Linked DNA regions of Homo sapiens: region 1 is linked to region 2. Evidence: chromatin loops called from intact Hi-C (ENCODE). Cell type or tissue: psoas muscle. All regions are shown on one strand. Links, peaks and the distances in the headings refer to the core of each region. The heading gives the core; the rest is flanking DNA.

Region 1 (15,868 bases), core at 3,356-11,355, 200 kb after region 2:
CAGCTGAAATAAGCATATACAAAACACATAAAATAGATTCTTCAAAGATAATTCCAATTTGAGATATTTAATAGAGTTTTCAAAGCTTCTGAATTTACCATCCCATCATTACACCCTTATTTTCTGTGTATCCATGTACTAAATGGGTTACCAGGTGTTCCATGTTCAAATTTCTAAGATTATGTGGGAAATGATAACCCAGATACATATTAGAACTCTTGGAATTTTAATTTACATGACCAAGCACCTTGTAGAAGTTCTGACAGTTGATTGACAGAATTGGAGCCCAGTTTCCCTTTGTCCCTTTTGTTTCCCAGGAGTTAAACTAGAAAATCACAGGAAAAGATTAAAAAATGGAGATCAAGAGAAAGAGGGAAAAACAAAGACCAGAATAAACATAATTTCTATTCATCCCCTGGATTAGTGAGCACAAGCCATGCTTCTTGATTCGAGCTCAGGTGAAGGGTGAAATGCAGCCACATCTATATTTTCCAATGCCTTATCTGTCTTCCTTTTTGGTCTCTTTGCTTGTTTTATTTTATAGGCTCAACGCACCTTCATATCTATTATCAACAATAAATGGGCCTGGTATCATTGGAAACGTGAAAAATAGAACGTAAGAACTTTCAACCCCCCAAGTAAACCCTGGCTCCTCCATTATCTCTGAGGTTTCCCATAAGATCTCTTAAAAGTTTGTTGTTTTCCAATGCGAACACATCACACACTGGGGCCAGTTGTAGGGTGGGGAGCAAGGGGAGGGAGATCATTAGGACAAATACCTAAGTCATGTGGGGCTTGAAACCTAGATGACAGGTTGATAGGTGCAGCAAACCACTATGCACATGTATACCCATGTAATAAACCTGCACGTTCTGCACATGCATCTCAGAACTTAAAGCAAAAAGATAAAATAAAAGTTTGTTGTTTTCATGGAAGAGTTAGGTGAACTAATTTCCAAACCAGTTGATCACCACCAGTGTCCAAGACAGGCCATTCCTCCAGAGCACCAGGTGGGGCTGTTGTGCTACTCAGTCCTGGCACCAGTCTCTTTCCAAGAAGAATATGAATATGGACATATATACCCAACCATCCAGAAACAAGGTTCTTAGTTCGTACCAGTCACAAGAGCAGGATGTTTGAAATTGGTATGGTCTTAGGGTTTCCAGAACTATGGGGGCCAGTGGAGCATGGGGGAAAAATGCAGTGTCCATTGCACTGTGTTCCGTTGCCTCCCCAGGCTTCTCCTTTTAAGCACAACAACTCGCTGAAAGTGTTTTGTTTCATGATGAGGTCTGCAGATAAAATAAGTGAAAAATGAAGCCCTCCTAAAGTAATAAAGAGGGAGCACCTTAGGAAGAAGAGACACAGACAAAACCTCTTTGCCGCAGTATGGCTTACATTTCAGGTTTCCCAATCTCCTGGGAGTTTTATTCACTGATATTTTCCAAGAACCTAGACCCGTGGCCAGAACAATAGATGATCAATAAATACGTGTTGAACAAAAGAATGGCTCCAGTTCCAGGGCTAGTCCTGGCCACTCTTTGATCACTTGGTCCCTCTGTGATTTCGTTTCCTCATCTGTTAATGTCTGATAGTGGGTGAGAGGAGAGGGGAAGGTTGTAATAGCCAGTCCCTGAGATCCTTTCTATTTGGGATGGTGCGTGGTTTCCATTTTCAAGGTCCTAGTTGGTTAAGTGACTTAAGTAGGTATCTTCTTTACTGTTTCCCAGAATAAACTAACCCATATAGGAAAGAGAACAGTTCCATTCCTGAGTATGGGCATCAGAGTATGAGCAAGTTGAATCAAAATAGATCTCTTTCAATTTTGGCTTTGCCCTCTGTTAATTTCAAGCTGTCCCTGAAATTCATATACATGGCGGTAATATGGTTCTAGTGTTTCCGTAGGTGAATAAACTTAATCCCATCTCTGTAAGGCAGCCTCTAGTTTGGCCTGGCCGGTGTTCCTTTCTGTTTGCTTTCTGTTCCTCATTATGCTTTCCACTCCTATCAGTATCACTTAGCAATGCTTCCTCACCTTGGCAGTGGCAGTTCCTTCCAGTAACAGCCAGGGATACCAGTTTGCAATTTTGTCAACACTTGTAGAACTAGGTCCATTGTTCTCCCCCGGAAACACCATCGGCCATCATCTGGTTCAGGGGTTTGGGTCCCAGCATGGTGAGCCCTCCCCTTCAGCACCAGCAGAGAAGCAGCTCCTTTTCTAAGGGCTGCAGGTCAGCTCTGTGAGTGTCTGCCTTCAAGCTTTTAAGTTTTATAATTCTAATGCTCCCTTATAATTGCTACCTTATAATAGCTCCCTTATAATTGCTACCTCTTCAATACCTTAATAATATCCCCTTTAGCCTTTTCTGTTCCTAATACTGTTAATAATTCTTTATATTAAATTCTCTCTGTTAAAATAACTGGTGTGGTTTGTTGCCTAAGACTAGATCCTGACTGATATATGCCCTGGAACAAGGGAGCCAGGGGTTACCCCATGAGGTCATAGGTTCCTGGGCATATCAGTTTTTCTGCTTATATGCAAGTGAAGTGGCTCTAGCAGGCCAAAGTTAGCCCTCCAAAGAAGAGTCACCCATAGGGGTCGCTTGGGAAGAGAAAGTGCAACAAAACTGGAGGAGTGTGCAAAGAACCTCCTGGGGGATCTGCACAGAGATGGTGGTTTCAGCTATGTGAACATATAAAAAGCCAACTTACCAACCGACAGGCTGCAAGGGCCAGATGGGTGATTCAGGCATGGTGCTTTGGGAGTTCCAGGAAGGGAAATGTCAATAAAATTAAGGAAAATCAGAAAGTTGCTCAGAGGAGGTTATGCTGGAAAGATAGGGCTTTTCAGGCTGGAAAACTAGTCACAAGCATGGTCAAGGCAATTCCAGGGGCACAGATCACTTTAGGGAGCCTCATACACAAGGCCAAGGAACTTGGCTTTGCTTCTGTGTGGGCATCTTACCATGATATTGCCCTCAAAAATCATACTATATATATGATTCAGTCACTGTGTACACCACCCAGAAGGCCCCAGGAATAAGTCAGGGTTGAGACAAAAAGATTTGTTTGCTAAAGAAAGGGACTCGCCTTTCCCGCACTAGCTTTAGATGATCCTGAGATGGCACCCTGTCTGTGGGCTTTTCCGAGAAGAGACATCTGACTTGGTTTAAATTTTAGCGAAATCTGCAGTTGATAATAGGATGTCAGACAGTAGGAGGAGTGTTGATGGGTGATCTGCAGAGTGCTGGTCATGACATTTGGCTTTCCATCCCCTTTGGCTTTCCACCCATGCTGTCTTGATTTCTTTAGTGAAACAACTAAGCAATTGGACACACCTTGTCTGAATGCCTACTCCATATCTCTCCCAGACCCAGCTGGGGATAGTATGCATCATCTCCTTTACATAATAGATTTTCCAGGATGGTCCCAATTGAAAATATGTTGGTTTCAGAGTATCCACGTATGCAAGAGCTGCTAATTCATGCCTCAGTATTAACAATATGGCTCTCTCAACTTTTAAATAATAGAAGTAATACATTGGCCTTAAAAGCCAAGAAAATTGGTGCAGCTCCAAATAAAAGTAGTAAATATATTCAGCCACAAAGTCACAGTGGCTTTGTTGCACAACATCAAAAGGCACAGGTTCTTCCCTCAAGGAGCCTGTGGTTTAGTGGGTGAAGCTTCCTTGTCTTGCCTTATGATTTGGTGTTTTGCACGCCAATGTAGGCAGCTATCATAGAGGTAGGAACAGGTGAGCGATCCCCATCTTTCCTTTGGTCCTGTGGGTAAAGGGGAAAGGAAGGGAAGAGGGCAAATAAAGTGTGTGATGATGGGGGGACTGATTGGAAAAATAGGAGGTTTGCTGGTTTCCCCCTGTTGGTGATTGGACCTAGCAGGCATGGCCCTCCTGGAAGGAATGAGGCTTAGAGAGTGAAAGCAGGTGTGCAGGAGGCTGCTGAATCACTTGGGAGAAGTGAAGTCCCCACTGTGACTCTTATCTCCAAACCCCACTTGCTCAGCGTGGACAAGGGTTCAGGATGAGATTCTGCATCTGTCCTCAACTGGGCATTACGGAATGTGTAACTACCAAAGGGGTAGAGGAAGGTGGAGGTGGAGAAGTTCTACAGAAAGAAGAACGTGAAGGCAGAAGCAGAGGGACAGCAGGAAGAGAAGAGAGGGTTCAGGAGGCAAGAGGAAAGGGGCAGGAGGCCTGGAAGACAAGGCCAGCACCAGAGGGCCTTGGTTCCCTGCCTCCCGGGGCAAAGACATCCGGGGTGGACCAGGAACCTTTGCTCCCTTTTGTCCTTACCAGCCCTGGAGAAGCACATCAACCCCCCAGGCTGTCCAGGCCCAGAGTGGGCTTTGGGAAGAAGGCTTGGAAGGAGATTTATTGGAAGGCCTGGGGGCTTTCCCTAGGCTGCAGAAATCATTTGAGGGCTGGGGAAAGATAGGTCTCAGGCCCCTTCCTGCCTCCAGGAGCCTGGCCTGCCTGGCTGCTGGCCACAAGAGCAGGGCCCATTTCCCCTCCCCACTGCACACCCCACAAGCCAGTCATCTGCCTTTTTTTCCCTCCCCCTTCTGCTTCCCCACCCCTTCAAGTTCTCAGAACTGGCTCCCATTAGATTCCAGGAAATGGCTGGTGCAACTTTGTAACCAAATCCGCTCAAATCCCTTTGTATATCTTTTCTGCTCCCTCGCCCCCTCCTTGGTGTCCTTCATGGCTGTGTCCGGTTACAGAGTAGGGACCGGCCAGGGCAGGCTGGCCCTGGCACATGCAGTCAGATCTGAGTCAGGCAACAGCACCCAGGGCCAAATTGTGGCAAAGCAAAGTGAGCCCTTCAAGTCTGGGGGACCCTGGACCTTTTCCCGCTCCACCAAGAATTTATCTGTGCAACGCTGGGCATGTTATTTTTCCTCTGGGGATCTCAGCTTTTCTCACCTGCAATGTTAGGAGAACCTGCCTTTGGCCAGCTCCAAGATTTATTGGTGACGGTCAAGTGGGAGAAAGCACATGTGTCTGGCAGGACACCTGGAGGACAGAGGGGGGTTCTGACTGAGCAACTTCTGTGTGGAGACCCAAGACCCCGAGAATTCTAGCCCAGGCAGGGGTCTGCCCATCTCTCACTTGTGGGACCCTGAGGCTGTCATTTGACAGCAGAAATAGTGATGCGGTGTAGGCCTTCTGCTTGCAGGGACACTTCTTTCTCAGAAAAATTTGTGGAGTTTTACAAAGCCTTGGTGTGGGTGCCAGAGATCTTGCTAGCAATTCAGAGGGCAGGCACTGAGCCTCTAGCCAGGGCTCCCCACTATGATTTAGGCCAAGGCTGGGATCAGGCAACAGGTGGCTTCCGGTGCAGCCTGGGTGACTGATTCTGGCCAGGGCAGCATCTAGAAACCTGTCGGGGAGATGGTTGTGGACAAGATTCTATTCTGGGAGGACACCAGAGTGTCCCAGGCGAAAGGTGGCCAGCTGAGGTATTAAAAAAATGGATCAAACATCTACAGAAATAAAATTCTGCTTAAATCTTAAGTCTGGGGAAGAGGCAAAGAGAAGAAAGCAGACAGGAGGAAAATGAGGGAAAGTTGACAACTAAAAAAGTCTTCAGACATGTATTTAGGGGTTTAGATGTAAGTGGATGTTCAAAATGAAGTCATCTGTGTAATCCAGTGTCCAGATGAATGGGAAGAACAGAGCTGGCACCAGCTAGGTTCCCAGGTAAAGCCTGGTGTTCTTTTCCCTTCCATGGATTCAGGGAACTTCACTGAGAAAACGGGCTAGCTGAAAAATTGCTTAGGGCGGGTGTGGCGGCTCACGCCTGTAATCCCAGCACTTTGGGAGGCTGAGGTGGGTGGATCATTTGAGGCCAGAAGTTTGAGACCAGCCTGGCCAACATGGTGAAACCCTATCTCTACTAAAAATGCAAAAAGTCAGCCGAGTGTGGTGGCGCACACCTGTAATCCCAGCTACTCGAGAGGCTGAAGCAGAATTGCTTGAACCTGGGAGGTGGAGATTGTAGTGAGTTGAGATCGTACCACTGAACTCCAACCTGGGCGACAGAGTGAGACTCCATCTCAAAATAAAAATAAAAAGAAAAAAAGAAAAAGAGATATCACTTAGTCCACCCTAAAATGAGGAAAGTGGAGCCCAGGAGGTCCCATACCTCAGTGCCTATACCCCCCTAGACTGTGGGGAGAGAGGTGGCCATCACTCCTCATTAGGGGATTTCTTGGAATTAGGTTCTCTGGAGTAATGAAGGAGATGGATTTGAGGAATAGCCTAAGGATGAGGCTGGGGAGGGGCTGGACAGGTAGGTTTCATCAAGGGCCTACGGCAGCAGTTCTCAAAGTGTGGTGCTCGAACCAGTGGCATCAACATCACCAGGAAATTTGTTAGACATACAAATTCTTAGTCCCTTCCTGACCTGCTAAAGCAGGACCTGGGGTGGGGGCCCGCCACCTGTGTTTTAGAATCACCCCCAGGTGATTCTGATGCTCTCTAGAGTTGGAGAACTGCCAGCCTCGGGTACTCAGGTGGGGCATGTCAGGAGGCTCAGTGCCGTCTTGACTGGAGACCATTTGAAACCCACAAAGGAGGCTCCTGAGTGAACTCTTTCTGTTCTTCCCTTCCCTCTCCATCAGCTACAGTGTTCTTGGGTCTCCTTCCAGCTGGGCACATCCCATAGCCACCCCTCTTGGGCCACAGCCTTATCTGCTTGTCCCAGATAAACAGTGAATTGGCCTAATCAGTCTGGCTGGACTGGCTGGCTCCAGGGAGGTCTGCTGGTGGTGCCACTAACAGGAATGGAGCCACTCACACGGCTGACCCCCTTCCCCACCCCATAGGCCCTGTCGCCACCGCCATCTCTCGTCTAGGAAATGCCAGGCCTCGGTTGCACTTTCCCTCCTTTGCTAATCAACCCTCAGCAACTTTATTCCCAAGACAGATAAGGGGTGACTATCTAGGGCTTCTGTAAAAATCACCATGGTCAAAGCCTCTGTCAAGATCAGGCTGTCTTCTGGGCGGCTGCTGAAGGAAAGAAAGAGGAATTGAGCCTGCCCCCAAACTTAACAATATGCATTTGCACCTCTCAACAATCTTGCAAGAGAACAGACACTTGGAATTGCTGCAGATGATCTGCCTTCACTAAGGATTCTGACTGGCTTTTGGCTACTGCCTTGCTTGTTATAATGGATGGTTAAGTGAGTTAATAGGGTGCGTTTTCCCCACATTACAAAGAAGCAGAAACGGGCTCAGAGACGTTTGCTGACTTTCTCCAGGCATTAGAATTACTCAGTGGAGTAAGCTTCTTGGCTGGGGCTGGGACCCAAAGCCACATTCCTGGTGGTGTGGCAGGAACCAGGGCTCATGCCCATGAAGGCCCATCTGCGAGGGAGGTCGGCTGGTGGACCAGACGTGCCTCCCGGATGTTTTTCCCAGGCTCAGCCTGTGTGGCATGAAGGATGGGTTAAAGGGATTTTTAATCCTGGGGAAAATGACTGTCATTCAGGGCTGGCTCAAAAACTGGTAAAGTGTGCTGTGTGTGGAACTAAGCCACAGGGCCAAAAAGCACAGAGGGGTTTTCATGAGCTCTTGGGCAGCAGCTCTGAGGTGAGGTGGAATTGTGGGCTGGGAGCAAGGGATGGCAGGGGCTGTCAGAGGGGACGTTCAGATTGCGTAGCCACTAACACAGTGCTTGTTCTGGGCCACCCCTGCTCTGCTACCAGCTGTGGTTCCTTTTCCTTGCTGGGTCTCAGTTTTCTCCTTCATCTGCCTCCCTTCTCCAGAACTGGGAGGCAGGCAGACCTGAGTGTGTGAAGAGTATCTGGCAACTGCCAAGTTCATGGAGAAGCCAGAGGACTATTATTAGGGAAGAGTAGTTTAGGAGATGGTTGTACGTCTGGAGGGGCCAGAGGCAAAGGCTGGAGCCCTCTGTGTGTGGCAAATATGTTTTTCTTCTTATGGATCAGATGAACCTTTCTGGGCAGAGCCTCAGTAGAGAGCAGAGGGGCCTTCTGTGGCTGAGGCCAGCAGTTGCTGAAGCCCTATCCCTCAGCTGCTTGACACCTCTCTCAGTACCTCCCAAGGCACCTTGGAGGATCCCTGGTGGCCCAGTGGGACAGTTTAGAAGTCCCTGGAGAAGGCTAATTAATCTGCCAGTTCTTAGGTCATCTGGAGTCCAGGAGCTGTGTCTCATTGTGAGCTCTCTGGAGGCTCCAACCGCTCTCTCAGGAGCCTGGCCAGAAACAAGTTGTCCAGGGCCTGCTTGTTTGCGGAGCCTGGGCTATTGCTCCACAGCACTGGGCTTGGCCCCTGTGACAAGAGAAACCCAGGCAGGAGCTCTTACCCCATGCAAGTGCCACTGGGGGATTAATTTCTCTTTGGGACTTGGGGGTTGTGGCCAATGCAGAGAAGCAGCAGCTGGGCTGACAGGAGTAGCTACATTTCTGGATCAGCCTTCCCCCTCCTCTGATTTCCCCTATTCAGGTCTCAGGAACCCAGACGTTGAAGTAATATTCTTGTGAGCAGTGGCGAAATCATACCAGTTTGGAGCAACTCGATTCTTGCCTTTCCAGAGGAAATAACTCGACTGAGGGGCATAAGGCAGAGGGAGAGACTGAGGCAAGTTTTAGAGCAGGAGTGAAAGTTTATTAAAAAGTTTTAGAGCAGGAATGAAAAGAAGTAAAGTACACTTGTTAGAGGGCCAACAAGCAACTTTAGAGGTCCAAGTGCCCTGTTCTGTCCTTGACTTGGGGTTTTATACCTTGGAAGGTTCCAGAGTTTGCACTTCTTCTCCCCTGATTCTTCCCTTGGGGTGGGCTGTTAGTGAGAGGTGACAGCCTACTGGCAGCTGTCGCAGCCCTTGGCACCTCCTCGGCCTTGGCGCCCACTCTGGCCGTGCTTGAGGAGCCCTTCAGCCTGCGGCTGCACTGTGGGAGCCCCTTTCTGGACTGGCCAAGGCCGGAGCCGGCTCCCTCAGCTTGCTGGGAGGTGTGGAGGGAGAGGCGCAGGCGGGAACCGGGGCTGCGTGTGGTACTTGCGGGCCAGTGCGAGTTCCGGGTGGGCGTGGGCTTGGGGGGCCCGCACTCGGAGCTGCCGGCTGGCCCCGCGGGCCCTGGGCAGTGAGGAGCTTAGCACGTGGGCCAGCAGCTGTTGTGCTCAATTTCTCGCCGGGCCTTAGCTACCTCCCTGCCGGGCAGGGATCCGGACCTACAGCAGGCCATGCCTAAGCCTCCCCGACCCCGCCCACGCCCCCGCCCCCACCGTGGGCTCCTGCGCGCCTGAGCCTCCCCTAGGGCCGCTGCTCCCTGCTCCAGGGTGCCCAGTCCCATTGACAGCCCAAGGGCTGAGGAGTGCGGGTACATGGTGCAGGACTAGCAGGCAGCTCCACCTGCAGCCCCAGTGTGGTATCCACTGGGTGAAGCCAGCTGGGTTCCTGAGTATGGTGGGGACTTGGAGAATCTTTATGTCTAGCTAAGGGATTGTGAATACACCAATTGGCACTCTGTAGCTAGCTGAAGGTTTGTAAATGCACCAATCAGCACTCTCTGTCTAGCTCAAGGTTTGTAAATACACCAATCAGCACTCTGTATCAAGCTAATCTAGTGGGGAAGTGGAGAACTTCTGTGCCTAGCTCAGGGATTGTAAACGCACCAATCAGCACCCTGTCAAAACGGACCAATCACCTCTCTGTAAAACAGACCAATCGGCTCTCTGTAAAATGGACCAATCAGCAGGATGTGGGTGGGGCCAGATAAGAGCATAAAAGCAGGCTGCCAAGCCAGCAGTGGTAACCTGCTCGGGTTCTCTTCCACACTGTGGAGGGTTTGTTCTTTCTTTCTTTGTAATAACTCATTGTTGCTGGCTGTTTGGGTCCATACTTCCCTTATGAGCTGTAAGAACTCACCGTGAAAGTCTGCAGCTTCACTCCTGAAGCCATCAAGACCAATTGGGAGGAACGAACAACTCCAGACGCGCGGCATTAAGAGCTGTAACACTCACTGCGAAGATCTGTAGTTTCACTCCTGAAGCCAACAAGGCCACTAAACCCACCAGAAGGAAGAAAGTCCAGACACGCTGCCTTTTAAGAATTGTAACACTCACCGTGAGGGTCCTTGGCTTCATTCTCGAAGTCAGTGAGACTAAGAACCCACCAATTCCGGACATATTAGGATGCACAGTGGCCTGCCAGCACCTAAGAGGGGTCGTATGTGCAGTGAGTTTACTGAAGTTGTGTACTTGCTCATTTGAGGCATTTTTCCCTTACCAGGCGAGTGTTCCTAGAGGAGGGTCATAGATCAGTTAAAGTTGGCCATTTTGCCTCTGAGAGCTCATGCGTGGGCCCACTCGCCTAACTCCTGAGATCTTATGAGGAAGCTGCTGCTGATCACCAGCTTCAGGTGTTTTCTATCTATGGGGAGACTGCCTTTTCTTGGCACCAGCTGTGACCAGTTATTATCTTAGAGAGACAGTGTAGCAACTGCCTGACAATCACCTGATGGTCACTGGACATTGCTGGTCGGAGGGACCCCTCTCCAGCCCTGCTTGTATCTGCCTGACTACTTGCTCTAACATCCCTACACTGGCTGCCCAGGATGTCAGACTTTCTGGCTCTCCACCTGGGAGCCCAACTCATGTTTTTGTTTTCTTCCATCCGTGAAGCAAGTTTGACAAGCACTACAGCCCATCAGCTCCTGCTGGTGACTCCTGACGGCCATGAGCACCAGGACCCTGAGAAGCCGTGTTTGAAAGGTACCTGGTTTTCTTTGCTTAGCCGTACTTGACTTTTCTTTGAGAAGCACCTGTTTAACATTCCTGGCGATTAGGCTCCACATCAAGTTCTTCCTTATATTGAAATAAAAGCTGTTGTCTCGTAGCATTCTCCACCATGGAGGGTTCTTGTTTGCTGTATGTTGGGTCTCTTTCCTGGTAGAATTTAATCTCCACGAGAGCAGGGACTTTGCTTAATTTAGAACAGTGCTTTGCACACAGTGGACGATAAACATTGGTTTAGTGACGGTATCTAAGTGATCTGCGTGCTGGGAAAGGCAGCCGTTTGTCCCGTGCCTTTCCTCGTGCCATCCCTCTCACCAGGAATGCCCTCCCTGGCTCCTGCTCTCCCCATTCCATGCCTGCTGCTTCTCTCCAAACTCTGAACCAGTCTATGGAGTCTTACTGGCTACCCACCACCTGCCACCATCAGTCCCTGGCCCTGCTCCCTGTGGACACCTACTCTTACTTTATCAGATCCTGCTTGCTTGGCTTTCTTCTTTGGGTGATTTAAGGCGAGCAGGTCCAATTCAGGGAACAGCTTGAATGCTGAACTGTGACTGGCTGACTGTGTTGTTCTGTGATGAGTGCTGCAGACACAGATAGACAAGCACAGCCCCTACCCTTGTGGGTCCACTCAAGGTACTGCCTCAGTGGGATACGGGACCCAGCTTCTACTGGGTCCCAATTTTTAAATTGTCTAAAGTTTCACAAGCTGTTGCCAAACACAGCCGTTTGTCAAATCATAGTTGAACTGCAATGATAAACTCACTATAGACACAAGAGTTTGGCAAAAATTCACAAAAGCGTTCTGTGAGAATCCATTGGTCATACGGAACTTACAATAGAGTGTTGCTTATTTTATTATTAATAAATTGTACATGCCCTTGTATCAGCAACATTTATTTTATATGTACAATCATAGGCTAGAGCCAGGGTCACCGCCATTTGCTGCACCAGCACGCCTGCCTCCTTAGTGCTCTGTGGCCCCCAAGATGCCCTGTTAACTTTCCTGGTTCTCATGGGTCATGCAGATGTTCTCAACCCCTTTCCAACTCTTTCCCAGGAGGGCAAAAGGAGAACAAGTGGAACGGGCAGGTAAAATCCATATGAGCCTCACCTCGCAGGGCATTCTGAGACAACATCTGCTGCAGCTGGGCTGCTAGCTGGCCGGACACTCTTCAGTCACGCTCTGACAGATGGATCCAAATAAATCAGTTCACAGCAGGAAAGGGCTTGGAGAGTTCCAAGTTTGTTGAAACCAGATCTGGTCTGGAGGGACAGAGAGAAGCCATTTCAGAGAGAGCCAGGAGGGACAGGCCTCAGGCCAGATAGGTGCTCCTGCTCAGAAAGGAGCCCAAGAGGCAGTTTCCCGGTGGGACCTTCTACACTTTCCCCAGGAGCCCCTCTTAGCCTCCCCTTGACTGGACTTTTGAGACATTGATGGGCTACATGTGTGTAAGAGCGTGCAGCTGTCTAATTCTTGTGCACATTCCTAGACCTGTAGTGCCCAGGGTCAACATGGCAGTTAAGGGAGGTTTGGAGGGCAGCATGAGCCACTGGGTCAAGTGTGCATGAAATTGACAGGCCTGGGTGCAACTCACCTGCTACTGGCTGGAGAAGCTTGAGGCCCACTGTTGTCCTATCACCAGAGATGAGCTTGGAGAAGACCTTCTGTGTTTAAAGATGTTTCTGTGGATGTCGTGTGTTCCAAGCAGACATTCAGTTGTGCTCTAGCTTATTTCATAGTGCAAAGGATCATAGTTTTCCATCTCTGGAGTTTTCTTTCTGGGTCTGCCACAGTCCCCTGTTTCTGGATCAGAAAACGTGAGAGTAGGGTTGTCTATAACGCGCTTTGGTAACATGTCCCACTACCTCCAATCTGTGTTCTCATGCTGCAGTGGCAGTGTACAAAATCCTTTTGTCTAGTTCAAGTATCTCTAGCTGTGACTACAACACATTCCCTCTTATAACTAAAGAGCCTCTGAACCCAGGGGAGCTTCCTGCTGCTCATGCAAATTTTCTTTTTCAGATTCATGGGAAATACCTAACGCTTCTTTCTCCTGAACGTGGGGACTGCTGTGGATGTTGGCAAGGGAGAGACAGCAGGGGAGGGGTGGATCTGGCCTTGCAGGCAGGTCATTTAGGCTCATGAGGCATCTAAAATGGGGCAGTTGAGCCTTGGATTCAGAGTCTGGAGTCTCAAGAGATGGCAGAGCAGCCCTGGAGAACCAGGTTGGGAGTACTAATTCCAGGCCAGTGCCAGCTTGCTGTCTGTGCTCTTATTGATGTATGGAATCCAGGCCACTGCTCCCTCGCCAGGAGCCATGTGAAATAAACCTGTCTTATTACTCATGCCTAAGCCAGTTTGCTGGGTGCTGATCATTGCCAGAGAGAGGCCAGAAGCCAGCAGGCGAATGGTGTCCCTGACGGAGACTTACTTCCCCGGCTGTCATTGGAGTTGGCTCAGAGGACAGGGTCTCATATCACTGTGCCCTCCCACGATCCCCTTGGCAGTTTCTCCTTTGAGAATTGACCAGGCCAAGCTCAGCCACGCTGACATCACAGAGCCTGGTGGTGCCTGGGGTACTCATGATGGCAATGTCCAAAAATAAACGCTATTGACCGATAATGGTTTGAAATGCAATTTGTCAGGGTGGAAGTGGGCAGGTCTGATGACAGCAGGTGTTGCTAATGGCAGTGAGGGGCAAGATAGATGGGCAAAGGCCATCTGAGGACTTTCCTTCCCTTGCCCAGCACCCTCTACCTGGCGGCTCAGTCTTTTTCTCATTTCTTCCCATAAGGAACAATAATACCATTGCCAGATGGGCATGTCTTCCTATATGGTTTTCAAATTATGTTTCCTTGGAGAGCTGTGCTGAGGATCACCTGAGAGCTTGGGAGAGGGGACTAAGTGGGACTGTAATTGTCATTTTATGCGCTAGGAAGGTGAGACACAGAAGTTCAGTGAGGTGCCCAATTTGTAAGAGGCAGAGCTCGTTCTAGAACAGGATGTTCTGATTCTGGACTCAGAGTTTTTCTCCTCTGTGGCAGGTTTCCTCCTGCCACTCCTCCATGTTATGCCCCATGCTTCACGAAGTGCCCATGGCTTAGGTTAATGCCTGGTAGACCTGATAAACCAATCCATTGTTTTATTAGGAATAGGTAATGTGGATGGTCAAAAAGGAGAGACTTTTGAGTGGATTGCATGGTGACTTTTAATATAGAGTTAGCAGATTTAGCAAATGAAAATATGGATGCCCAGTTCAATTTGAATTTCAGGTAATCAGTGAATACTTTTTTAGTATAAGTATGTCCCAAATATTGCGTAAGACATGCTTTAGATTAAAAATATGAAATTCAAATTGAACTGGATGTTCTGTATTTTATCTGGCAATCCTATTTTAATGACCCCCCAAACTATGCCATGAGAACGTCATTTTCATCACTGCTAAGACCACTCTATATTAGAATATTAGAATTTGCTAGCCAAGGAAGATGACTGAGAAATTAAGGTTGGGAGCTGACTTTCAGGGTGACTTTGAAGTTAATGCTGTATAACTAGGGGTTAGGTGGGGACAGGTTGAACTAATAACCCTAGGACCCTTCCAGTTTATGTGATGACGGCATGTCCAGCCATTAGCTTTTTATCATCCCATAGCTCTTGGATGCTGTATTCTGTTTTTGTTTCACTTTGTTGTGTTTTCTACCCTTTTTTGCCTTTGCGCTTCAGTTTGTTTAATTTCTATTGACCCATCTTCAAGTTCACCAATTTTTTCCTCAGCTGTGTTGAGTCTGTGAAGAGTCAGCCACTGGTTTTAGCAGCAAGAACCAGCTCCATACATGGAATAAAGTTGTAGCTGGAGGAACTGGTCATGAGAAATAACTTCCTATGGTGGAGGATGTGATGTCCTAGAAGAGAAGACTGAGGGAATCTGTGCTCTAAGTCCGCTACAAGGAGTCTTTTGGGGAGTAGGGAGAGAGGGGGAAGGTGGTTCCCGTTTTTTCTAGCTCAAACATTTACTGTGGTTCGGAAGTGAAGGGAGGGGTTTTTCTGCAGTTACTCCTAAGGTGCCAAAGCAGGACCCACCAGGAAACTGGGCAAAGCCTTGAACCCAGTAAAAGATAAATGGGAGATGAAAAATGTTAGAAGGAGTCAAGGTTAGAAAATTTCTAGCCTAAGAAAAAAGTCTTTGTGCCCAGATATGGGGGTAAGGGCTGGATCTGCTGGCTCAAAGCCTCTAAGCACAGCTTTGTAGTGATTACGGTACTGGTTTAGGGAGGCTTGCAAAGTGTCAAGAGGTTAGGTAGGTCCTGGAGGTGATTATATATATTTTAAAGACCGTAAATACCTGCTCCTTTTTGAGTACCCAGCGCTAACACACTGTGGTAGTAACTCCAGTGACTGTAATGTTAAACAGGGCTCAGTCCCTGTTTTATGTAGTTTTTAGTCAAGAAATATTTGGGATCTTCCCCCAGATTTTTGTATTATGCCCCCGCTTTTTTCCTATTATTCATATTTTAGCTTAAATATTAACTATGGTGACAGGCGTTTCCTAAAAGTACAGCCTGCAGTACCTCTTCATTTCACACAGTCCTACTGCAATCATGAAGACTTAGTATTTTTTTGTTTATCTATTGCTGATTGACTATCTCCTCCTTCTTGAATGTGAGTCCCACAGGGAACTGGAGCAGACTCTTCCCTGCTGTATTCCCTTTGCCTGGCAAATAACAGATATTCAATAAAGTTCATTTGGTGAATGAAGAAAAGGAAAATTATCTGACTAGAGTTTTGTTGTGATAGAATGAGCTAACATTTGATCTAAAGAGAACCCCAGAACTCTTTTTAACATTTTGCTGTGTTTTTGTTCAGTTTCTCGTTTAACCGTCTAACAAGCATGGTGCAAAAGCAAAAGGCAGAAAATAGTCTCAGCCCACAAGCTTTTAAAGCACCATGTCTGTAATTCTTTTTTTTTTTTACAGTGATGAATACAGAGAGCTTAATGGCTGCTTTTCTGAGTGATTGATTAATTAAGGTGTAAGCTCAGGGAGGCTCTGACCCAGTGGACCATTCCTTTGTGAGCAGTTGTTTCCCTA
Region 2 (8,000 bases), core at 1-8,000:
ACTGCAGGGGTGGGGCCCAGCCATCAGCCATGCCCTCCAGGGATAGGATGCCCTTGGAAATCTAAGAACCATTGCCCAAAGGAGAGCCTGGCTGTGAAGGGACATGAACTGATTTCAGGTGGTTCACAGAGAAAATATGGTTTAAATTCCTGAGTGTGCGGTGCACCAATGATACGTGCTGTGCGATAGTGTTACAGAGTTACCTTTTGCAAGGAATTCATGTAGCTAAGGCGACCTGTGGAAAGCATAGTGGATTACCGCATAGGAGAGAATGAGGAAATGGATTACAGCATAGTAGGGAATGTGGAAAGTCATGATCGTGGTATATGAATGGGTATCTGAGGCCCAGGAAACACTAAGTGGTTAACGGTGGAAACCTTAGGCACTTGCCCAAGGTGGAGTTTCCTGGCAGGTGCCATTTTTGGAGCAGTCTGAGCCTGGAGCTCAGGGCAGGGGACGTACCTGCTTTCTCTTGTAGAATCCTTTGCGGTCACAATTGGGCAGGTACACAGCACGGGGCACCATGCGTGGGCTGGCTTTGAGCTCCTGCAGGGAAGCCTCCATGTGTCTGCGGCAGGGGCCCTGTGTGGACAGGAGGGTGAGAGGCGTGGCGAGACCAAGGGAAAACCACCCAGCTGCGCTGACGAATGGCCCAGGGGGTGGGGGCTGAAGGGTCTCTGGAGGAAAGTCACCACCTTTGGTTCTAATCATCTGCTACCAAAGATCTTTCCTCCCTGTCACCTGTCACGTGCGCTGGGATCATACAAAGCCTGCCTTTGGCCAGGTACGGAGTCATACTTTCTCTTTTGTGTTCCAGTCCACCCCCTCCCCTGCAGCTTTTCTCTTCTGCTGAGTAACAATGTCCAGAGGTGCCCATTTCTAGATGCTCTAGGAGAATATTCAGTCTCTGCCTTGGACTGGACACAGCTGCAGGGCCCAGGTACCTGGTACGTGGCCGCTGGGCTGGCACACACTCTCCTCAAATGAGCACCGCCTCTATTCCCACTTACTTGCACAAGCCCTTGGCCCTGACAAGTGTATGCTCTGGAAACTCTACTCCCACGTCCTAAGCTGAGCCACATGGTGGGCTGTAGGTCCTCTGCTGGGTCTAGTCTAGCACCTCCTGCCGCCATGAATGTCCATTTAGATGCAGGAAAAGGTCAAAAGCTGGGAGGGAATGAGGGAATCCCCGAGATGCACCTGCTCAGACTCCTGTCTCATCTCAGGTGCAGAGATGATCCGGGGGTGGGCAGTGTTCTCGGCTCCCCCGACAAACTTGGACTGGGTCAGCTTCTTTCTGCGGTCCTTCTTCACTGCTTCAGCCTTCAGCTCGGAGATGCGGGTGTGTTTGGGCCGGAAGATCTTGGGGGAGTAGGTCTCCTCGGCCATCTCAGAGGTGGTGGGCTCCTCGTGCTCACGGGAGTCTCTCTCTGCAGGAGAAGGAGCCGGAGGGTCAGCCCCCGTGGGCCAAGGTGCACACGGCCAGAGCCCAGGGCTGGGCAGTTTGGGGTGAGGGGAGTAATAAAGGCTGAAGCAGATGTGTCTCTGCCCTCCTGGAGCACACCCTGAAAGCAGGGGGATAAGAACCAGGAAGCAGAGGGAATGCTCATTTAAGTGGCAGGAAGTTTCTGGCATGCTTGGAGTCAAGCAGAGAGTGCAGGCAGGGAGGCTTCACAGAGGAGGAGAATCGAGAGACTGACAGACTGATGGGTGAGGACGGAGCAGGCCTTCTGGGGGCAGTAAGGAGGAAGGGCAAGGAAAATGGCCTCTGCAAGGATGAAGGTGGCAGCGAGCGGTTTGCTTGCTGGGGGATGGCCAAGTAGATGGGACATGGCTGGAGGTGGGGCTGAGAAGTAGGAACCCGGGAATCTGGGCCCATGGAGGCAGATGACACAGTCAGGGCGTGGACGAGAAGGGCAAAGGCTGTCCTGTTAGTGAGATCTTTGCACTTTCAGAGCTGCTGGATGTTGAGGTCTCTTTGGACCTGGGGAACCTAGGAGGAGGGGGTCCTGGGGTCTGGAGCAGCAGGGTGGTGAGGACCTTCATAAGCGGCAGGAGGAGGGGAGGGGAGAGCCAGAAATGTAGGCCCGGAGGGGACCGGCGTGGGGCCAAGTGGAAGTCGGAGGCCTTGCTCCTGCTCTGGCTCAGAACTGGCGCGGTGCTCGGGGGCCTGGGAGGCTGGGACGTTACTCAGCTCTGGACTGAGAGAGGCCGACAGCTGGCTGAGACCGGGACAGTTATATATAGGAGTGGCTTGCTGACAGTCTATACTTAGCTGGCTTTTGACCTTTAGAGAAGTCAGACTTTGTTGATGTATTTGTTGATCCTTAATTCCACCCGTCCGGCCTTTTCTTGGTGCGCAGTTTTCCCCTAAATTCTGATCTCATAGGCATCCATCCCTGGGTCCCCTTCTCCTCTCAGATCCTTGACCTCCCCCAGCCTCAGAGGAACCAGAATGGGGGAACTTTAGATTGTTGTTTCCAGGCGGGCAGCGTGTGGCCAGGATGCCTCACAGTGGGACCAGATGCAGGGGTGAGTGGAGGTGGGGGGCCCTGTCTTCATTGCCTCCCTCTTTTTTCAAATACTGGAAAGAGAAAATAGAGCTTTGAGTGACCTTAAATAACTGAAATGAGGTGAAAGAAAATTCTGTTCTCCATCTACTCCATGATCACTGGGATGTCCAGGAACAGTGACCGCCAGACATCTGGGATGGGGAACAGAAGAAGTGGGTAGAATTCCAGGAAGTGGGGGTGGGGTGCAAGGAAAGAGAAGCTTTTTTGAGAAGACGCTGTTTTATGCCTCTGGGCAGGTATAGAACCTGACTTCTGAGCTTGCAGCCCTGGGCAAGTTCCAGGTGTGAGTTAGGAAAGGCATTTGGACACCTGGCCTAACCTGGGCAGGATGGCAGGTGGCAGGAAGCACCCAAGCATCTGTTTCTCTCTTGGCTCAGGATTTGTCAAGTCTAATGAAATAGGTATCTGGTCTTTAAGGCCTTGGCAGAGAAGGTCCCTGCCCTAAAGAAGCCTCCAAAGGTTCGCAGCGTTCCTGGTGGTGAGTTGCTTTGGGTATTTATTCACAGGAAAGGAAGGGACGTAATTACTGGAGAGGAAGATGATGACTTGGGGAAAGCAAATAGCAAGGTGGTGGGTGGGCTCTCCCTAAATAAAATTCAACCTGAGAATCCTGGTACCCCTTCTGGACTCTCACCCCCTCTTCCCAGTCATGTCTTGATGTCCCAGTACCTCGATTCTGCTCTATCAGACCCTGCTGTGACGACTCATCAATAGGGTGACATCTCTGGTAGGTGGAATGCAGGATTCTAGGGATTAGTTAAAAGGGTCATGTTCTGGGGTAAATTGACTTTTCTTGGTTGTAGCGCAAGTGAGATTGGCAGGAGGAAGGGAGAAGCATGGCTGGTTTGGGGACTTTGTACAAATTGAAAGGCTGGGGCTCCGTTATCTAGTAACACAGGCCTCACGCCAAGGCTCAGATCTTGGAGAAGAGGGAGTAGGGAGAGGGAGTGCTAACCATTGCACAGAAGGGCTTTTGGGCACGTCTTATGGAGGGACTGGAGCCGTGCCACTCAACCTCAGCATCACCACGCATTTTAATCCTCAAAAAGTAGTTGACTACTGTAGGGGGAGGGGCAGACAGGATATGGTGGCTACTGAAAGCCTGGAGGGGGTTCAGATTGGAGAAGCCTGGACCCCTTCCTCAATCAAGATTGTAACTGGATAAAGTGAGGGCAGGTGGGGGAGTGGGCTGGCTGCTGACCAGCGCATGCGTCTATGCGTCTCCTTCAGTGGGCTGCCCCAGCCTGGCCTGGAGAGCCAACACATTGTCACCTCTTCAAGGGGAGACAGCCTGGGAAGCTGGCTTCTCTCCTGTGGCTGGTGTAGCAGTTCCTGGAATCCTTTCCGTAGGCCATTTAGTCCATCCCCCTGTGTCCAAGCAGAAATAAGCATCTATCTCTCTAGTTCTTAAGGACATCTGAAATGGGGGTGCCATTCCATCCTCCTCTGGCTACCTGTTGGGGGAGGCTCTGTCCATTTGGTCAGAGGGTGCCCTTTTCCAGCTGTCATTTTAGCTTATTCTCTCTTTGGCCTTGGGGGACACAGAAGCATGGTGGCCCACAGCCTTCCCTCAACAGCTCTTCTCAAGACCTTTCACCTTTTGGGACTTTTTCTAAGAAGTGCTGTGGGCTGTCCTTAACCTTGAGTCACCCTTTCTGGGAGGGGGATGGGGCTGTTGACAACGGTTTGATAAACCTTGGGGTAAATTTATTTTGACCTCTCTTACTCTTTTCTTTGAAAGTGTTCAAGTACTGCCCCGGGGCCAAGCAACCATGATACTGGCATACAAAATGTAGATTCTTGTATCTCTCTTCATTTAAGGAACTCAAAATGCTTTTGCAAACTCTCTCCTTTTCCCAGCCTCCCCAAGGCAAGTCTCCTGAGGGCACACCTTCCCCAGCTTTGCAAGCTTTTTGGCTGCTTCTGAAGAGCAGGCTTAACATTTTGATGTGCCTCCTGGTTTCTGGTGCCACTTAACCCCATGGGACCTATTCCTTAGGCAGCAGCAGAGTCCAGTGTCGAAGATACTAATCAGGGTCTTGTGGTCACCTGTAGGCTCCAGAGAGACAGCGGAAACTTGGAGGGGAGCCAGGGCAGAGCCATGGAGATTAAAGGGCTGGAAAGTAAGACTGGAGCTGAGTGCCAGAAGCAGCCAGCCCGACTCAGCTGCTCTGTGGCTGAGTCATAAATAGGCTTTCAATTGTGGAAGGCTTTGCGTTTTAGATAAAACAAGAAGGAACAAGTAGACTGGCTACTCTGGAGCTATTTCATCAAGAGAAAATGAACTGAGGTTGCAGAAGGGATCTAGGCAGGATACCCGGGAGGACTTCCTGGTGAAGATTGTTCTGCACGTGAACAGCAAAAGAACTCAACAGTCTGCTCTGGAACCTGTTTGACAAACAGGTCAATATCTCCATGTGGCCAGCAGAGGGCGTGGGAGACTGACACCCACACAGCATGGGCACACTTCTAGGGACTGGAAGCGTTTTTTGTTTTTTTTTTTTGAGACAGAGTCTCCTTCTGTCGCCCAGGCTGGAGTGCAGTGGCGCGATCTCGGCTCACTGTAAGCTCCGCCTCCTGGGTTTACGCCATTCTCCTGCCTCATCCTCCCGAGTAGCTGGGACTACAGGCGCCCGCCACCATGCCCGGCTAATTTTTTGTATTTTTAGTAGAGATGGGGTTTCACCGTGTTAGCCAGGATGGTCTCGATCTCCTGACCTCGTGATCCGCCCGCCTTGGCCTCCCAAAGAGCTGGGATTACAGGCGTGAGCCACCAAGCCCGGCCTGGAAGTGTTTTTAAAATCTGGAATTTGGAATTGAGAGCGGTGGCTCATATCTCTAATCCCAGCACTTTGGGAGGCCAAGGTGAGTGGATTGCCTGAGCCCAGGAGTTCGAGACCAGCCTGGACAACATAGTGAAACCCCGTCTCTACAAAAAAAACACAAAAATTAGCTGGGCATAGAGGCGTGCGCCTCTAGTCTGAGAAACTCAGGAGGCTGAGACCGGAGGATTGCTTGAGCCCGGAAGGTGGGAGGTTGGAGGTAGGAGGTTGGAGATTGGAGGTTGAGGCTGAGGCTGAGGTGAGCCATGATTGCTCCACTTTGATAGCTCCACTGCACTCTAGCCTGGGGGACAGAGTGAGACCCTGTCTCAAAGAAAAAATAAATCTGGAATTTGGGTGCCTCCCTCTCCTACTTCTGCAATAATCATTCAAATAAATCCCTTCCTTCTGTTTGTGTGTCTGCAGGATATATTTAAAGAGTCAGGGAGACAAACAAGCGAGGCCCGGAGAGAACCCATGTGTGGGAGAGTGAAGGCAGGTGAGGGAGAGGGGAACAGGGCTTGTTTGTGCATGGCATTCTGCTGTTTCTGTAACCTCCAACTGGAAAATGATCCAGGAAGGAAGAGAGACATATTCCAGACTTCCCCGCCCATGAGATGCTGTTCTGAGAGGTTTTTGCAGAGGATGGGAAATGTGGAATGCTCAGCATCCATTTCTCCTGCTGGGATCTATGGAGGCCAGACCTTACCTTCATAACCCTATTCAATGACTAAGGGAGGGGATGATGATAATATTATCTGGATACAGTATTTACCTTTGGGGTGGGATCTAAATCTCTGGCTTCTATATAATACCTCCAGTCCTTCCCACTGGCTCTCCAATGCCTCTGGCCCCTGCCACATTTGGGTGGCCAACTCAGTCCTCTTTCATTCATAAGGAGTTCCCCATACACCCCAGTGCAGCAGCATCCACAGAGGCACACACAGTACATCAGCCTCTCCCCATGGTAACATGAACACGTGTTTGAGGATTGCACCATCCTCTATGTCCTGGCAAACACAGAGAGTGTCATGATGCAAGCCCAGCTGCTACAGACCCAGAGGCATCTTAGGGTGAGAAATACTCCATGCTGCACAATTGCACAACGCATGTACCCTGCCCAAGCTCAACCACTTTCTCCAAACCTGCCCTTTTGCCACGGCTGTTCTCTTCCAGTAGAGTCTGAAGGGTTCTGACTCCACCTTGCTTGCTGGTCACAGCAATGGATGGATCCAGGAGACCTGCCTGCCTAAAATCTAAACCCCCCGCCCCCGGACCTCTTAGCCACACCCCGGTGCTATTAACAGCCTGTTCCTGGGCTGGTGTTAGTTTATCACTCTATCTCACTTGACCTAATAATCAATTGTAAGAGAAAACTAGGTGACCCAGATATTGTGCCTTAGCTTACAAAAATCGAAGAAACAGAGGCATCCTTGAAATTCACAGTCCAGGAAGAGTGTCGGGCTTTGCCAGGCCACCCAGACCTGGGGAGATTCTCCCATCTCCTTTTCTAGACAGAAGATAAGATGAGGACGCCTAGAATCTCTCTACAAAGAATGAAAAAGGGAGCTGAATTTGTTCTGGGTTTCATTCTAGTCCCCCCTGTGGAATTTAAACAGCCAACTTCTTACGGGCAGAGCTTTGTCATTTCTCTTTGTCTCACCAGCATATAGTATTCAATAAATAACCTTTAAATGGAGAGATGTGTAAATCTGCCCAAGAGGCAAAGAGAAGTAGGTCTGGAAGTATTTCTGTAATATAAGCTGGGGCTTAGAGCCCAGTGCATGCCTTGGGAGGTTATCTCATCCATGCTCCTGCCCTGGAGCAAGATAACCCTGCCGCAGGGCACAGGGAAGCAGACAGATGAGCGTCATGGGTGTGAGAAACAGCAGGGGTGCTCCTGGATTCACTGGGCTTCTCTTTGGCCTAAGGCTACTATATATTAATGTACTACTTAGGCCAGGCATGGTGGCTCACGCCTGTAATCCCAGCACTTTGGGAGGCCAAGGAGGTTGGATCACAAGGTCAGGAGTTCGAGACCAGCCTGGCCAACATGGTAAAACCCTGTCTCTACTAAAAATAAAAAATCAGCCAGGCATGGTGGTGTGTGCCTGTAATCCCAGCTGCTCGGGAAGCTGAGGCAGGAGAATCACTTGAACCTGGGAGGCGGAGGTTGCAGTGAGCCAAGATCGTGCCACTACATTCCCCCCTGGGCAATAGTGTGACAAAAAAAAAAAAAAAAGTATATATTTAATATGGTAGCCACTAGCCAATGTGGCTATTTAAATAAATATTAAATAAAATGAAAAATTCAGCTCCTCAGTCACTCTAGCCATATTTCAAGGACTTCGTGGCCACATATGGACATTGCAGACCTGCAACGCTTCCATCATTGCAGAAAGTCCTGGTCAGTGCTGGCCTGACGGCACTGACTTGTGCCTGGGTATGGATGAAAATACTGAGGCCCAGTCTAGAATGTTCTGCAGTCCCCCTCCTCCCTTGCCAACCCTAGGTCCCTAGCCAACTTGCAGCCACCAGCCCCTCCCTACAACACAAGGCTGGTGGAAGCATGAGGGATTGGCTGTTCACTGTTTGAAAAAATGTA

What was found. Peaks named below come from ENCODE experiments on the same cell type or tissue, not always from the same donor. Only the 100,000 strongest peaks of a DNase experiment are listed, where the experiment ranks them.
Region 1: a loop joins it to region 2, with 4 times the contacts of the local background. A loop is called at or near these places in 8 of 110 quality-filtered maps.

What each region holds. Positions count from the first base shown.
Region 1 is chr2:216,876,249-216,892,116 of GRCh38, forward strand. No RefSeq gene overlaps it. Among named protein-coding and RNA genes, the nearest start is that of TESHL, 13 kb to the left of the region's middle. RefSeq lists an enhancer at 12,490-13,017. In psoas muscle, for the core only: no CTCF peak of the experiment used is centred there; DNase peaks (open chromatin) are centred at 4,753, 5,363, 8,283, 11,133 and 2 weaker places; H3K4me3 peaks cover 1,187 bases; H3K27ac peaks cover 7,819 bases.
Region 2 is chr2:216,677,650-216,685,649 of GRCh38, forward strand. It overlaps IGFBP5 (insulin like growth factor binding protein 5), which reads right to left. Exons shown (of 4, transcript NM_000599.4): 2 at 1,201-1,430; 3 at 463-582. It overlaps LOC124900515 (a long non-coding RNA gene), which reads right to left. Exons shown (of 2, transcript XR_007088080.1): 2 at 3,590-8,000. Among named protein-coding and RNA genes, the nearest start is that of IGFBP-AS1, 13 kb to the right of the region's middle. In psoas muscle, for the core only: a CTCF peak has its summit at 4,989 (motif pointing right); DNase peaks (open chromatin) are centred at 2,172, 4,672, 5,012 and 6,462; H3K27ac peaks cover 8,000 bases.